Regions from separate parts of the Mus musculus genome. Here region 1 is linked to region 2. The links are chromatin loops, found by intact Hi-C in ENCODE. Cell type or tissue: left cerebral cortex. All regions are shown on one strand.

Region 1 (8,000 bases), 320 kb before region 2:
AGTTCTCCCTAACCGAATCCAAGAACACATTAAAGCAATCATCCATCCTGACCAAGTAGGTTTTATTCCAGGGATGCAGGGATGGTTCAATATACGGAAATCCATCAACGTAATCCAGTATATAAACAAACTCAAAGACAAAAACCACATGATCATCTCGTTAGATACGGAGAAAGCATTTGACAAAATCCAACACCCATTCATGATAAAAGTCTTGGAAAGATCAGGAATTCAAGGCCCATACCTAAACATGATAAAAGCAATCTACAGCAAACCAGTAGCCAACATCAAAGTAAATGGTGAGAAGCTGGAAGCAATCCCACTAAAATCAGGGACTAGACAAGGCTGTCCACTCTCTCCCTACCTATTCAACATTGTACTTGAAGTCCTAGCCAGAGCAATTTGACAACAAAAGGAGATCAAGGGGATACAAATTAGAAAGGAAGAAGTCAAAATATCACTTTTTGCAGATGATATGATAGTATATATAAGTGACCCTAAAAATTCCACCAGAGAACTCCTAAGCCTGATAAACAGCTTCAGTGAAGTAGCTGGATATAAAATTAACTCAAACAAGTCAATGGCCTTTCTATACACAAAGAATAAACAGGCTGAGAAAGAAATTATGGAAACAACACCCTTCTCAAAAGTCACAAATAATATAAAATACCTTGGAGTGACTCTAACTAAGGAAGTGAAAGATCTGTATGATAAGAACTTCAAGTCTCTGAAGAAAGAAATTAAAGAAGATCTCAGAAGATGGAAAGATCTCCCATGCTCATGGATTGGCAGGATCAATATAGTAAAAATGGCTATCTTGCCAAAAGCAATCTACAGATTCAATGCAATCCCCATCAAAATTCCAACTCAATTCTTCAAAGAATTAGAAAGGACAATCTGCAAATTCATATGGGATAACAAAAAACCTAGGATAGCAAAAGCTCTTCTCAAGGATAAAAGAGCCTCTGGTGGAATCACCATGCCTGACCTAAAGATGTACTACAGAGCAATTGTGATAAGAACTGCATAGTACTGGTATAGCAACAGACAAGTAGACCAATGGAACAAAATTGAAGACCCTGAGATGAATCCACACACCTATGGTCACTTGATCTTTGACAAGGGAGCTAAAACCATCCAGTGGAAAAAAGACAGCATTTTCAACAAATGGTGCTGGCACAACTAGTTGTTATCATGTAGAAAAATGCAAATTGATCCATTCCTATCTCCTTGTACTAAGGTCAAATCTAAGTGGATTAAGGAACTCCACATAAAACCAGAGACACTGAAACTTATAGAGGAGAAATTAGGGAAAAGCCTCGAAGATATGGGTACAGGGGAAAAATTCCTGAATAGGACAACAATGGCTTGTGCTGTAAGATCGAGAATAGACAAATGGGACCTCATAAAATTGCAAAGCTTCTGCAAGGCAAAAGACACCATCAATAAGACAAAAAGGCCACCAACAGATTGGGAAAGGATCTTTACCTATCCTAAATCAGATAGGGGACTAATATCCAATATGTATGAAGAACTCAATAAGGTAGACTCCAGAAAATCAAATAACCCCATTAAAAATGGGGCTCAGAGCTAAACAAAGAATTCTCACCTGAGGAATACAGAATGGCTGAGAAGCACCTGAAAAAAAATGTTCAGCATCCTTAATCATGAGGGAAATGTAACTCAAAACAACCCTGAGATTCCATCTCACACCAGACAGAATGGCTAAGATCAAAAATTCAGGTGACAGCAGATGCTGGCGAGGATGTGGAGAAAGAGGAACACTCCTCCATTGTTGGTGGGATTGCAGGCTTGTACAACCACTCTGGAAATCAGTCTGCCGCTTCCTCAGAAAATTGGACATAGTACTACCAGAGGATCCAGCAATACCTCTCCTGGGCATATATCCAGAAGATGTCCCAACCGGTAAGAAGGACACATGCTCTACTATGTTCATAGCAGCCTTATTTATAATAGCCAGAAGCTGAAAAGAACACAGATGCCCCTCAACAGAGGAATGGATACAGAAAATGTGGTACATTTACACAATGGAGTACTACTCAACTATTAAAAAGAATGAATTTATGAAATTCCTAGGCAAATGGATGGACCTGGAGGGCATCATCCTGAGTGAGGTAACACAATCACAAAGGAACTCACACAATATGTACTCACTGATAAGTGGATATTAGCCCAGAAACTTAAGATACCCAAGATATAAGATACAATTTGCTAAATGCATGAAACTCAAGAAGAACGAAGACCAAAGTATGGACACTGTACTGCTTCTCAGAATTGGGAAAAAAACACCCATGGAAGGAGTTACAGAGACAAAGTCTGGAGCTGAGACAAAAGGATGGACCATCTAGAGACTGCCATATCCAGGGATCCATCCCATAATCAGCTTCCAAACGCTGACACCATTGCATTCGCCAGCAAGATTTTGCTGAAAGGACCCAGATATAGCTGTCTCTTGTGAGACTATGCCGGGGCCTAGCAAACACAGAAGTGGATGCTCACAGTCAGCTATTGGATGGATCACAGGGCCCCCAATGGAGGAGCTAGAGAAAGTACCCAAGGAGCTAAAGGGAACTGCAATCCTATAGGTGGAACAACATTATGAACTAACCAGTACCCCGGAGCTCTTGACTCTAGATGCATATGTATCAAAAGATGGCCTAGTAGGCCATCACTGGAAAGAGAGGCCCATTGGACTTGCAAACTTTATATGTCCCAGTACAGGGGAACACCAGGGCCAAAAAGTGGGGGTGGGTGGGTGGGAGGGTATGGGGGACTTTTGGGATAGCATTGGAAATGTAAATGAGGAAAATACCTAATAAAAATAAATAAATAAAACTAGCCAGATAACGCAACTACTGGGCAAAGAATCTTCTGTCCTAATCTTATCAGTTAACAGCTAGCTCTTGCCAACCTCCTTGGCCCCTGCCAACCTCCTTGGGTCCCTGTGGGAGGAGGAGGCTGCATGCCCTACATGCCCCAAAGCCTTGCATGGTTCTTTCTTGCTTCTTCTTCCAACGCCTGGTGAAAGTTCTTATCTTCTTCCTTTCATCTCTTCTCTTCCTCCTAGGACCCAGAAATCCCACCTTTACCCTTTGCCCAGTAATTGGCTCTCACCTTCTTTATTGACATAATCAAGAACCAATTAGGGAATCCACGCCTCCCCCTACACAAAACCATGATTTTCAGGTTGACAACCAGGTGGCACAGTCCAGGGTCTCTAAGAACAATTATGAGGGAAGCCACTGGCGACACAGTTGCAGCAGCTGCTTCAGGCTCAAGCTAGGGAGAGAGGAACTGTGTCAGGAGAGAGAATTAAGAATAATTTCTTCTACCCCACTGTCCAACTCTTCTGGGAGGTTGAAGTGCTTTGAGCTCTGCCTCACACTGGGCCCCTGAGGCTGAGGGTAGAATTATCTGCAAGCAGCCTAGTGAGCAGCTTAGGGAGGGCACCCAAGGGCTGCCTTGAGGAGAAGCAGACAAAGCTTTTTTCTGCCTGGACTGCCCCAGCCCACAGTAGTGGAAAGGCTGGGGAGAGAGCTAACCCACACTGAGAACTTCCCTGTGTTGTAGGCTCTTACTTGCATTGTGCTAACCACCTTTGCTCCCTGCTGGTGGCTGCCCCAGCTTGCTTGGATCTACTTGAAACTGGCTTAGAAGTTCAGTGCACAGGAAGAACCAATAGGTGGGAGCCCAGCCATCAGGCCCAGAAGCCCATCTATGGAAGAGAACTATGCATGCCCGGCTGAAACTGAGCCCTTCCCTATGGCCAGTGCAGCTTAGTATTCTTCACTGGTGGCTGCAGAGAGAAAGGTCCCTTTCTTTGACAGTAAGACCAACGGCTTCATATAGAGGAAGAAATCCCCAACAGAGTACATTAGTGATGGGAGCCAAAGAGCCAGTGTGGCCACCAACAGCCCCCCACAGCTCCCCATAGCCCCACTGCAGCATGGGAGAAAGGCAGAGTGGAGCTTCAACACCTGGGGCCCCGGGGGGATCTGGAAGCCAGAGGAGGGGAGGGAGATATATGTTTACACCCACATCCTTCGTTATTCTGTCATCCAGCTTGTGTTGTGTGTTTCTGTGAAAGGGGGGTGAGGAGAAGAGGACCTATGTGCACACGATGTGCATAACCCACCTTGTTACTGCCTTCTGAGTGTCTGCTTGGAACACTTGTGCTTATCCAATAAGACAGGAACTCGAACTAGGCTCTAAATGTCACCATTTCTAGTAATTATAGTCATCCACATAAACAATAGGAAAACCCCAACGAGGCTGATTTGAAGCTTTAACTTTTACAAGAGTTCACAGACGAATCTATTTTCCCCCTACAGATAGAACAAGTAATTACTTAAAAGGATTGGGGGGAGGGTCCATGTGCCTAATTTGTGTCCAGAAATAGCTACAAACACCTTCCTGAAGTGGACAGAAATGTCTCCTATACATTTGCCGTCACTATAGCAAGTCTCCTGAAGTGGGTCCCGGGGACAAAATTCTACTTAAGAGACATCTGTGATTTCAGGCATGTCAAACTTGAAATGTGCATGTATGATTCTGTGCGTGGGTGGGTGGGTGTGCTCCTATAATAGAGTCTTTGTGTTTCTCATTCTCTGTGTAACCCACGCAGAAGTGGGCATGAAGTGATTAAAAGAAAAAAAAAGGGGGGGGGGAGAATATTTTCTAGAGCTACACAAAGTAGCACAGAGTCAGTGGCTGCTGTGCTATGGGGGGGGGGGGGAGACTCGGTAACTATAGCAACATGCTTTAGAAGTTGTTCTTTCCCTGCCAAAAAATATCAGGTAGGCCCTGAAGTCTTCCCACTGTCACATGGCAGGGAGGGCAAAGCTATTCAAGAGAGGCATCGGGCCAGCACACAAGAGGGCACACGAAGCCAAGTAATCCTCCTGAAACTCCTGAGCTCTGCGGGTCTGGGAAGAAGCAAGCTATGAATAAGGACAGCAGAGGAAGGGCGCACATCAAGAATGGATTTCCCACCCACACGAACAGAGGGAGAATTCTACAATAGCCCAGCTGCAGTCATTCCAACATAAGCTGGCATGGGATCCGGATAACGATCAGGGTACAAGCATACAGAGCCAGGGCAACCAAGGGGACGCAGGCAGGGCCAGGCCTTCCTGTCAGGCTTCTGGATAAGCCCTCAGGGAAATGGCTGGAATTTACACTGAACTCTACCATGATCAGATTCTGTTCTTATGCCATGTTTTCCTCTTAAATAAAATGGACTGTCCCATACAAACAAAAGAGTCGATCCCATAGGGTGAGCCCAGTCTATCTCATTAAGCCCTTCATATCACGGTTAGAAAGTCTGGAGCGGGCTGGAAAGATGGTTCAGTGGTTAAGAGCACTGACCGCTCTCCCTAGAGTTCAATTCCCAGCAACAATGTGGTGGCTCACAACCATCTGTATTGGGATCTGATGCCCTTTTCTGGTGGATCTGAACACAGTGAGAGTGTACTAACATATATTAAATAAATCAATACAAAAATCTTAAAGGAGGAGGAGGAGGAGGAGGAGGAGGAGGAGGAGGAGGAGGAGGAGGAGGAGAAGAAGAAGAAGAAGAAGAAGAAGAAGAAGAAGAAGAAGAAGAAGAAGAAGAAGAAGAAGAAGAAAGAGGAAGAAGAAGAGGAGGAGGAAGAAGAAAGAAAGTCTAGAGCAAACACCTTATCAACTAAGTTTAGACAAAGGCTCCCATGCCAGGAGAGCTTTCAGCTTCAGATCCCAGGAGCAGGCAGCAGGCAAGTGTACTACAGAGAGTGGTATCTGCTGTTTTGTGCACAAATGAGGTTTGGTCAACTGTCCTCACCTAGTTCTCTCTCACCCAGTCTTGATGCAGCCCCTCCTCTTGACTGCTTCTCTCTCTCTCCCTCTCCCTCTCTCTCTCCCTCTCCCTCTCCCTCCCTTCCCCTTCCCTCCCCCTCCCCCTCCCCTCCTCTATCTCTTCTCCCTCTTATTCTGTGCAGGTCCCTTCTTCTTCCCAGCTCTGAGACCTAAGTCTCCAAGTCATTTCTCCTCCATCTGTCCCTGCTCTCCACTGGATCTCATTAAAGTTACGGGTTTATACCTGTGTGCTAATGGTGCCGCTATTTATATCTGCAACTCTTGGAGTGATCAAATCAGTCACACAGATGTCTAACCGAAACCACAGACACAGTAAACCCTGTCTTCTCTTAATGAGTGGGCGACCACATCAAAGTGCACCCCTGCATATGAGCCCCGATAACCCCTCTTCTGTCCAAGTCTCCAAATTGCCAGCTCTAGTAGTCTTTTGAGTTTCCAGCCTCCGCCCTCCTTTCTTGCAGTGTTTTCTCCGTGAGGCAGCTACAATCTTTAACAACAGGCATACCACCACATCCTACCGCTGTTGTACTCAAGCCCTCCCAGAGTCACACCAGGAAGAAAGCCAGAGTGCCCGCCTCTCTGAGCCCAGCGCCCAGCGGGATCAGCTGCTCCTGCCTGCCCCACCCCCACCCGTTGCCCGCCTTGGTCTGCAGGGAAATTCGTTTTCTCTCTTGAATGTGGCTCCAAGCTGCACACTGGAATCCCTCTGCCCAAGGCTCTGTCGGCTCCCTACAGACAGCCCGTGCCTATCTGAACAAGGTGCCCACTGCATCCTGCTCCTGCATGGTGGGGTTTTTCTTTGCTACACTCATCACTATTTGTGTCATAGGCAATTTGTCTTCCTCAGAAAAATGTGAAGCTCCTAAAAAACGGATTTTCTTTTCTTTTTTGTCCAGTGTTTTTCTTTCCCTCAGGACACAGAATGCTACAGTGCCTGGCACCTGGTGAAAGATGAGTCAATATTTATAAATGTTGCCTAAACACATGCACACACACAGGAAAATAAAATACACATTTGTGTAACATGTTGCCTGTGTCCAGTTCTGTGAGTTTTAAACTTTTGGGTTTAATGCTAAATGATTCTTAAAAAAAATCAGGTAGTAGAAAAAAAAAAATCACTGTGCTAGAAAATTGAGAACATTTAGTTAACGCATGGCACTGTATCTCAGGACTCTGATATAAGAGATTTCAGAATTTTAGCTAAGAGGGGGCTGGAGAAGGACTGTAGGATCCTGCCCCACCAGACAGACTTTTCCTTGAGGATACTGGAGGACTCGGCAGAGACTCTCCATCCCCGTTCCTCTCCTAGGAGCATTTATGGGAACAGTTCCTCCCAACCCACGTCCTGTGGGCTCACCTGTTCCAGGCTTACCCACTTCCCTTTGCAGGACAGTCTGACAGGAATTTGCCGTGCCATTGTTGGAGCAGATTCCCTCTATATCATCACAGAATTTTAACAACTACGTTGATGATGGCACATGAGCATTAGTGATGCTTGAACTTTTGCCAGATGGAGTCTGGGAGGCTGCGCTGTGCGGCCAGGATACATAGTCTAATGTTCCAGTCTCCAACACAGAAAGCACGACCCTAGGAGCCATTTAACTCACCTCTTAAGCTCTCTAGCCACAGTTCAGTGCCAGAGAATGGATCTAGATGGTCTGCACTTTTCTCTGTGGTGTCTGATCACACAGAGAAGCACGCCATCACAGAAACAATCCTTTAGCTCTGAGGCATTATGCAATTTACTTACTTCTCATTAAATCCACATAGCACCATGACGAAGTAGGCCTGCTGTTATCCTGATTGCTCAGAAGAAGACACAAAGGCATAGAGAGGTTGAACTTTGTCCAGGGTCTCACGGAGCAGGTGAGCAGCAGAGCTGGACGCGATGTTTTGCCATCCTGTGATCCTGGACCCGTCCTGCTGATCATCATGGGGGAGAGGGGCACTCTCTCCATGAACCATGGACAGGAGAGGCTCCCACAGACCCACGGAGCACCTTCCCTCAGTACAGACGAGAGGCTGCAGCCAAGAAGGTGTGATTTGTCTGTTACACTTACAGGCACAGGCAGAAGCAATATGGAGTCTCCTCACAACTTGATAATGTCGTCAAGTGAATTCTC
Region 2 (8,000 bases):
CACAGGACCATATCCAAGGTGCTTGGGCCACTGGTGATTACAGCCCTAACCAGCCCACTTCCTGGCTTCCTTCATGCTAATTTATGCAAATATTTGGGGACTTTCTATTCCTTGCAACTGAACCTATATCTAATGTTCTTGTTCTCACAAAAAAGCCCAGGACATGGGTGAGATGGCTGAGCTGATCCCTGCAGGGATCCAGAAAGGGGCCTGGGCAGAGCCAGCTAAGCACTCAGAAGATGTACATGATGCCAGATAACCTGGGTCTGAGTGAAGAGAAATACTAAGGCCCATCACAAAACTGGGAGTGGGTTGATGCCATACAATATAAGCCAAGGTAAGTTCAGTTCCAGGGTGAAGGCTGTGAGCAGCTGGCTCCGGGCCAGGTCATCAGGTGCCCTGAGCTGAGGAAGTCAATTGCTCCACTAACAATTGAGAAAGCCTCTGTTATATTTTTAAGGGATCTGGTTAACGTGTTCCCTTGGCTACTTAGGGCTGTGATTTATAGACAGCAAAGTCACTTAGGATAATAAAACCCCCAGGTCTGGCAGCAAACTGCTGAGATTTTTCAAGAAGAAAGATACCATTTAAACATCTCAATCCGCTTTTCTCCGGTGAGTGATATCCTGAGGAAAAAGGCTTCAAAAGTATCTCCATCCGTCACACATTCAAGAAGAAAGATGAGAGAGATTGAGGAAGGAAATACTAGAAAAGCTGTGTTCATTTCAAACCTTTGACATTAGCAGAGACTGTGGCAGGTTTGTAAGAACTACAACTCCCAGCAGGCAGGGCGCTACTGTTCTCCATTATTTCTAAAAACTATTAATTGACTGAGAAAAATTGGCTTAAATATCAATTGGTGTTTGTGGCCAGCCTGGGCTGCTACAGACCCTGTAGGAAAGGCTGAGTATAGTGATGCACGCCTTTAATCCCCATACTCAGGAAACAGAGAGACAGGCAGAGGCAGGGGCAGGGGCAGGGGCAGGGGCAGGGGCAGAGGCAGAGTATCTCTGTGAGTGCAAGGCCAGCTTGGTCTACATGGTAACATCCAGGACAACCAGAACTACATAGTGAGTTCCTGTCTTGATAAAGGGGGGGGGGGGGGAGGAGGAAAAGAAGAGAAAAGGGTTAGGGAGAGGAAAGGAGAAGGAAGGAAGGAAGGAAGGAAGGAAGGAAAGAAAAGGGAAAGAGGCAAAGAGTTAGGGAAGGGGAAGCAGAAAGAGAGAGAGGAGAGAGAGAGAGAGAAAGAGAGCTCATCTGAATGCATCTATTCTGTAATAGGAATATGTGTCATTTTAAAATAGCTTATCTTCTATACATTACACACAGCTGGGCTGTGGTCTTTCTGTTCAACATCTTTTCTTTCCAAGTGAATAAAATCCCAAACTCTCAACATAACCTTTGTCCACAGAAGCGCCATGCTGACAATGACAGTGTCTCAAAGTAGCTGTGTTCCCCAGGTCACAGCACAGCAGGCACACACTCAGCCACAAAGGCCCCACACTTGAAAGCAGGGATTTAAGAGAGAAATCAGTTGTCCTCTGTGTCTAAAAAGCACCAAAAAAAAAAATCATAAATGGTGTTCCAAAATTGGAAACAGAGAAGTAAAACAGGTGTCCCATTCTCAGACAGCAGCAATTTCCAGTAAAAAATCCTACTTACATAAAGTGAAATCTTCTTAGAAATAAAGACCAGTTATGGGTGGTTTATTTCATGTGCTAATTGCCTGGGTTACAAGCACCCAAATAGCTGGTCGAATGTGGACATGGGTGTGGATATGGGAATGTCTCCAGAAGAGATGAGCCTTTGATTTAGTTCCCTCCTTCTACTGTGGGTTCTGCTGTGGGTCCTGGAAGATGAACTTCGGTTGTCAGGTGCTGGCCCCTGTCTGCTTCTCCCCCTCAGGGTAGCGAAGCCTGTGGTGCATCAGGCTGAATTGGAGGAAGAGAAGCTCAGAAGGACCTGGGTACGTGCAGGCAGTATCTTGATCAACTGCAAGTGTGCAAAGAACACGCACATGCGGGAACAGCTTCAGAGAACTGTTTCCGTTGATTGGGGGAGCAAAGGCTATTTAAACCTTTGGGGGTGGGTAGGGGCTATAGGCATATGTATATCATTGGTCAGAGCCAGGGTTCTGGAAATGCCTCATTTGCACAAAGAGGAATACATGACCTTATAAGACAAAAGGAAGTTTGCCAGGCTAAGTGGGGCAAAGATGGGGGTGGAGATGGGGGCACAGGACTACATATGCCAGGACATGTAGGCCCAGGAATGGAGTGGGAGAGATCCTACTCCTGTCAGTTTCGGGATGAGATTTTCAGGGTTTGGACAGGCTTTGACTCCACTCTTGCTCCAGGCCTGCTCCTTCTGGTACCACGGTTCTCTGACCCACAGTCAGGTTTGAGTGGCAAATGCTTTTATCCACTGAGCTATTTTACTGACCAGAGATGATGACTGAGTTCTGAAGTGTGGCATGAGACAGCCAGTGCAGGCCTGAATGGATGGAAGGGGGGGTGGGGGGGATGAATCTCTTCTCTGCCGGAACTGGGCTGTCTCCTGACCTTCACACCCAGACTGGAGCTGCCCTGGTTCTCAGGCTTCAGGCCTGGACTAGAGCTGAACCACTTGCTTTCCTGGATGAAGGTGGAGAGTTCCATCATCTGCAAAATGGAGATCTTAGAGCCATCTGCTCAGCCTCCATGATCACATGATCTGTCATGGCCCCCTTATGATAAATCTCTATAGAGCTGTATGTTGGCTTTATTTCTTTGAAGAATGCTGACTAATATACCAGCCAAAAGAAAAATGAGGGCTAGTTCTTTAATGCTTGTGTGGGAGTCGGCCTGAATCCCTTGCATTTGGCAGGTACTCAAAGAAGGCAGAGGAGTTAGAAAGCTTTGGAATAGAAGAGGGGGAAGGCATCAGTAATGTGCTGATTGGAGACCTTCCACATGGGAAACGGCAAGCAGGCCCACAAAGACAGACATCCACAATCACTGGATAGTGGTGCATATTTTGATTCCTTGGGTTGATCCAAATTTAGAAGGAAAGACAAAATTAAGGAAGATCTTGGTTATCAATCATGCTCTGAGCATTTTGTGTCAATCCTTACAGAAGTATTGTTTAGGTTTCTGGATTGGAGCCATGCAAGTCTGACACACAGCAGGCTGGTTTCCTGTGCTGCATCTTGGGGGATGATTCCCTGGACAGAAGGCTGCAGGTCATGGCTCAGACCTCTGTTGTCTTACGTGTGCAGGCTGTTGTCCATGTGTATAGTCTACCTCTCATCTTTCAGACAGGCGCTGTCTCTCAGCAGCTAACCTCCAGCTGTTGAGGTAATTTCCAGCATTTCTAGAGAGCCATTACAGGAGATAGCTAATTCTCACAGGCCGCCTTCTCCAGAGTGCATAAGGATGAACCTGCTGAAGCCAGCACACTCTCCCAGCTCTGCAACATGGTGGCAAGGGAGAATGGGAGGGAAGGTAAGCTTATAGCAGCAGCAGTAGCTCTAAGGGAAAGGCTCAGTCAGAGCCCTGTGGACAGCTCTAAACACACACTAATGCCGCTGCACCTCCTCCTCCTTCACCCCTTGTCTTCGAAATTCTGCTGTAACAGAGCAAGGCTGAGCAACAGGATCCACCCCCACCCCCACCCCCACCCTTAACTCCCTATGTGATCTTAAGATGCAGCCCAGAAGGGCAGCTCATGACCAACATGAATAATATCCTTTGAGAAATACCAAGGAAGCCTTCAGCAATTAGTGACAATGAAATCGGGGCAGGTAGCCAGGACGCCTCTGATCTTTCAGTCTTACAGTGTGGAGCTTTAGAGATATAAAATGGGTGTGAAACTGAGCCAGAATGGCAAACAGGAAGAGGTCATGGAGTGTGGGAGACTTGAGATGCAAAATGCAGAGGCTGGGCATCCACATGGTGCAAGAACCGGATGAGGAGACATTTAAAGCACGTTCGAGCCACATGGTGTCCCAGCACTGAGGGGCTGTAGACCCAGGTCCCCACCCCTACCCAAGGTGCTGTTTACAGTCGACACCTGATGGCAAAGTGGAAGTCAGTGTTCTCCATTGGTGTGGCACTCCACATATCAACCACACTCCACGGCATGCCCAGGCGTACACAATGAATTCTGTAGCTTCGAGTTTTGCTTGGGTTACTTTTTTTTTTAAATGGGCTTTTTGGTTTTGTCCATTTATTTTAGGTTTTTGGGGTTTTTTGGATTTTTTTGTCTTGTTGGGGGTTTGAGGGGGTTACACTTTTTTCATTTTTGAGTTCTTGTGGGTGTTTTAGGTTTTTTGAGAGAGACCATAAAGGTGTGGGGATAGGGAAGTGAGGAGAGTCTGAGTTGCCTAGGAAAGGGGGAAGCATGAGAAAGTACATTGTATGAAAAATGTGACTTGCCCCGTGAGGGACAAGACTCCCGCTGTATCAAGTGACACCCTTTGTTTTTATTTGTAACCATTAAAAAGGTTACCTTGTCATGTTAAGATGCCAGTTTTTCATGCTACATTTCCCATGCAGTGCACATGTTCTAAATTGATGTAAATACAGGCATTTCTTGTCTACTTTAAATAGAGTTCAGAATAGTTTAATTTTGGCCATAGGAACTCTAGTCTCCACAATAAAAAGAAAAAGAAGGAAGAGAACAAGGAAGAGGAGAAGGAGGAGGAGGAGGAAGAAGAGGAGGAGGAAGAGAAGAGAAGAGAAGAGAAGAGAAGAGAAGAGAAGAGAAGAGAAGAGAAGAGAAGAGAAGAGAAGAGAAGAGATCACACACACTTCCTTATTTTATTTTTATTTTATTTTATATCTTGTCATTTCTAAATTTTCAGATGCTCTGGTTTATTTGAGATTGATACAACATCGCCCCCTGGTGAAAATTAATAGAAATGAGACTGCTTGATTTAACAAGAATTTTTGTAGCCCATTAAACACTGTTTGGTATGAAACCCCAGCTCAGTGCTCTCTTCAAACAAAATCGCACACGAAACCTCAACAAAAACGCAAACACAAGCTTCTTGTCCATAAGTTTTATAATGTTTTTAAAAGATTTATTTAATTCCTCTGTGTGTGTGTGTGTGTGTGTGTGTGTGTGTGTGTGTGTGTACCTACAAAGGCCAGAAGAGTATGTTGGAAACCCTGAAGCTGTAGTTACAGGAGGTTGTAGGCACTTCATGGGCACTAGGAAACAAACTCTTGTCTGCTGGAAGAGCAACAAGCAATCTTAATTGTTGAGCCATCTCTCCAGCCCTGTCCCTATACTTATGGCCAATCGTAAGACTCCTAGGAGGTTCAAAACAGGCTTTATTATTCAACAACAACAACAAAAAAGTACTTCTCTCCAAAATGTAATGACATCCCTGCTCCAGGATTGCTTACTTCAGTGAACAATCTTCTCCCAGGCCAAAAACCCTCCCGAGGACCTACAATGAACCCGGGACGGTAAAGGTTCTGAGTAGCCTGAAGTTAGGGAGCCAGGTAAAATTATTCAACTCAGCAATTCTCAAACTTACATTATCACAAGACATATTCCCTTTCTCCCCAATACTTGCGACATGAACACTTTGTGTCGTATGTCATTTAAAAAAATGATTGTTTCGTCTCCATTAGCAAATTAGCTCCTAGGTCGCATAGACGATTCAGTCTCCAACAGTGCTCATTCACTGCGCAGTCAGCAGCTCTTGATCATTTGTGGTAATGAAGTATGCAGCCTCCACGATTGCTATGGTAAATCCCTCCTGGCAGCTTGACAAGATAGGGGATTGCTTAAGACAGACGTAAAGCCCGCCCTTTGGGTGGGGCTGAAGGTGTTTCTAGATATGGATGACCTAATCGATGACTCAATCCATGGACAGATTTGAGAATTAAATGAACTGTTGGGAGATGGTAGAGGTATAGGAGGAAAGTTGGGACGGGGAGTAGACAACTGGGAATGAGCGCTTAGACACTGTCACCCCATCTGCCCTGCTACCTGTTCACACTGCTTTCTTGCAGATGTGAGTTGAACAGCTCTGTTCTACAAGGCCCTCCCTGGCGCTATGGGCTGCAGCTATGAACAATGCTTTAGGTTGTTTCTGTTAGGTGTTTGGTCCCAGAAACAACAAAACAGACACAAAGTTGCTCCAAAACTGGCGCAGCCTTCGAGGGCAACTCCACCTCTGTCAGCTACCATGAATACCAGCTGGCGTGAGGAAGCTGCTGCTGCCTACCCTCGGTTAAATACCGGGGGTCCACACTGTGTGGTCCCATCTAGTGGGATGATAACTTCCTCTGTTGGCTCTATGACCTGAGAGGATCATGCACAGCTCTAGGGCTGACAGGGAGCCAAGTATATTTCTCACACATTAATCTTCTCTTATGTGCTTATGTGCTTCTGAGCCAAAAATACGAACTCCCTATCGCTTACATCATTCATATAAGTTAGCATTCGATCCTCCCCAAATCTACCCCATAGAACAAGTATTTTTAAATAGCACATATTTTGACAAAAACCGAGCTTTGTGTTCTGTGTCATTACTGACAAGCTTTCTAAGTCTACTGATACTCATTGCGTAAAAACAAAGAAGGTCAGACTCAACGTTCAAGCAGTATGAAAGTTACGAGACCCGGTTACGGACCTTAAATTGTGCTTTGACCCATATCACCTGGATTAGCTGCTGTTACTTGGTGTCAGCTACAGCTTCGACAAGGAAGCAGGGGTCCTGAGGGTATGGATACACTCCATCACCAGCCTGGTGGCTTCCAGAGCAGAGCCCCAGTGCACAGAGATGCCCCCACTCCCGTGGCCGTAGTTGTGGACCACAGGCAGCGTCTGTTGTCCCCGGACTAGGATCTCCTTCTGCAGCCGCACACCTGGCCTGCTGGGTCTCAGCCCCACTTTCTCTTTTATGTCGTAGGCTCTGTGGAGGGAAGGCTCGAGAGTGCAGCATCGAGAAAAAATCTCTCTGCTAAGTTCTGCATCTGGGGATCGATTCCAGTCTCCTTTCTGTCTAGTTCCTCCCAGGGTTACATAGGACATACCAGGGTAAACATAAGTCAGCCCGCCCCCATCTCGGATGAAATGCTTCACCCAGGGGGCCCGTGCCTGGAGCACCTGGCCCCTTACCGGGGAAATCATGGGGTCACCTACAAGTCGCCGGCTTCCCAGGCCTGAGCAATTGACCACGATATCAAAAGATGGCTGCAGCTCCCACAGGTCTTCTATTCTCCTGGTGAGTAGCAGACCTCCACTCCCCTTTATCCTGGGAAAGAGAGACTGGGGTGAGCCTTGGTAGCCACCGCTCACCCACTTCCCAGAAATGAAGGGTGACTGGAACAAAAGGCTTTCGGGCGCTTTGAGGGTTCACCCGCATCGCATCAAAGTCGGGCTCTGTGCTTGGCCAGTAGAGATTCCTGTGGTTAATCTTTGGAAATCCAAACCAAAGAAAAATCACAAATTGTTCCTCTAATATTCCACAGAGTTCCTTTATCTAGATGCAAAACAAATACCAAATTGAGCTGTGCTTTAAACACCCAAGCACTCCTTGCTCAGATGCTCCTGCTCCTGCTCCTGCTCCTGCTCCTGCTCCTGCTCCTGCTCCTGCTCCTGCTCCTGCTCCTGCTCCTGCTCCTGCTCCTGCTCCTGCTCCTGCTCCTGCTCCTGCTCCTGCTCCTGCTCCTCCTCCTCCTGCTCCTCCTCCTCCTCCTGCTTCTCCTCCTGCTCCTCCTCCTCCTCCTGCTCCTCCTCCTCCTGCTCCTCCTGCTCCTGCTCCTGCTCCTGCTCCTGCGCTCCTGCTCCTGCTCCTGCTCCTCCTCCTGCTCCTCCTGCTCCTGCTCCTGCTGCTCCTGCTCCTGCTCCTGCTGCTCCTGCTCCTGCTCCTGCGCTCCTGCTCCTGCTCCTGCTCCTCCTCCTCCTGCTCCTCCTGCTCCTGCTCCTGCTCCTGCTCCTGCTCCTGCTCCTGCTCCTGCTCCTGCGCTCCTGCTCCTGCTCCTGCTCCTCCTTCTGCTCCT

The links. A loop is a pair of places that touch in the nucleus more often than their neighbours do. Peaks named below come from ENCODE experiments on the same cell type or tissue, not always from the same donor. Only the 100,000 strongest peaks of a DNase experiment are listed, where the experiment ranks them.
Region 1: it touches region 2 in a loop (20-fold over the local background); 7 of 42 quality-filtered maps call a loop at or near these places.

Annotation. Positions count from the first base shown.
Region 1 is chr10:40,968,049-40,976,048 of GRCm38, reverse strand. No RefSeq gene overlaps it. Among named protein-coding and RNA genes, the nearest start is that of Gm48057, 63 kb to the left of the region's middle. In left cerebral cortex, a CTCF peak has its summit at 4,892 (motif pointing right); DNase peaks (open chromatin) are centred at 4,606, 4,930, 5,821 and 6,433; H3K4me3 peaks cover 677 bases; H3K27ac peaks cover 362 bases.
Region 2 is chr10:40,646,726-40,654,725 of GRCm38, reverse strand. It overlaps Ddo (D-aspartate oxidase), which reads right to left. Exons shown (of 5, transcript NM_027442.5): 5 at 4,795-7,252. The coding sequence ends at 6,685. Among named protein-coding and RNA genes, the nearest start is that of Ddo, 21 kb to the right of the region's middle. In left cerebral cortex, a CTCF peak has its summit at 4,883 (motif pointing left); DNase peaks (open chromatin) are centred at 2,850, 3,925, 4,943, 6,340 and 1 more place; H3K27ac peaks cover 2,874 bases.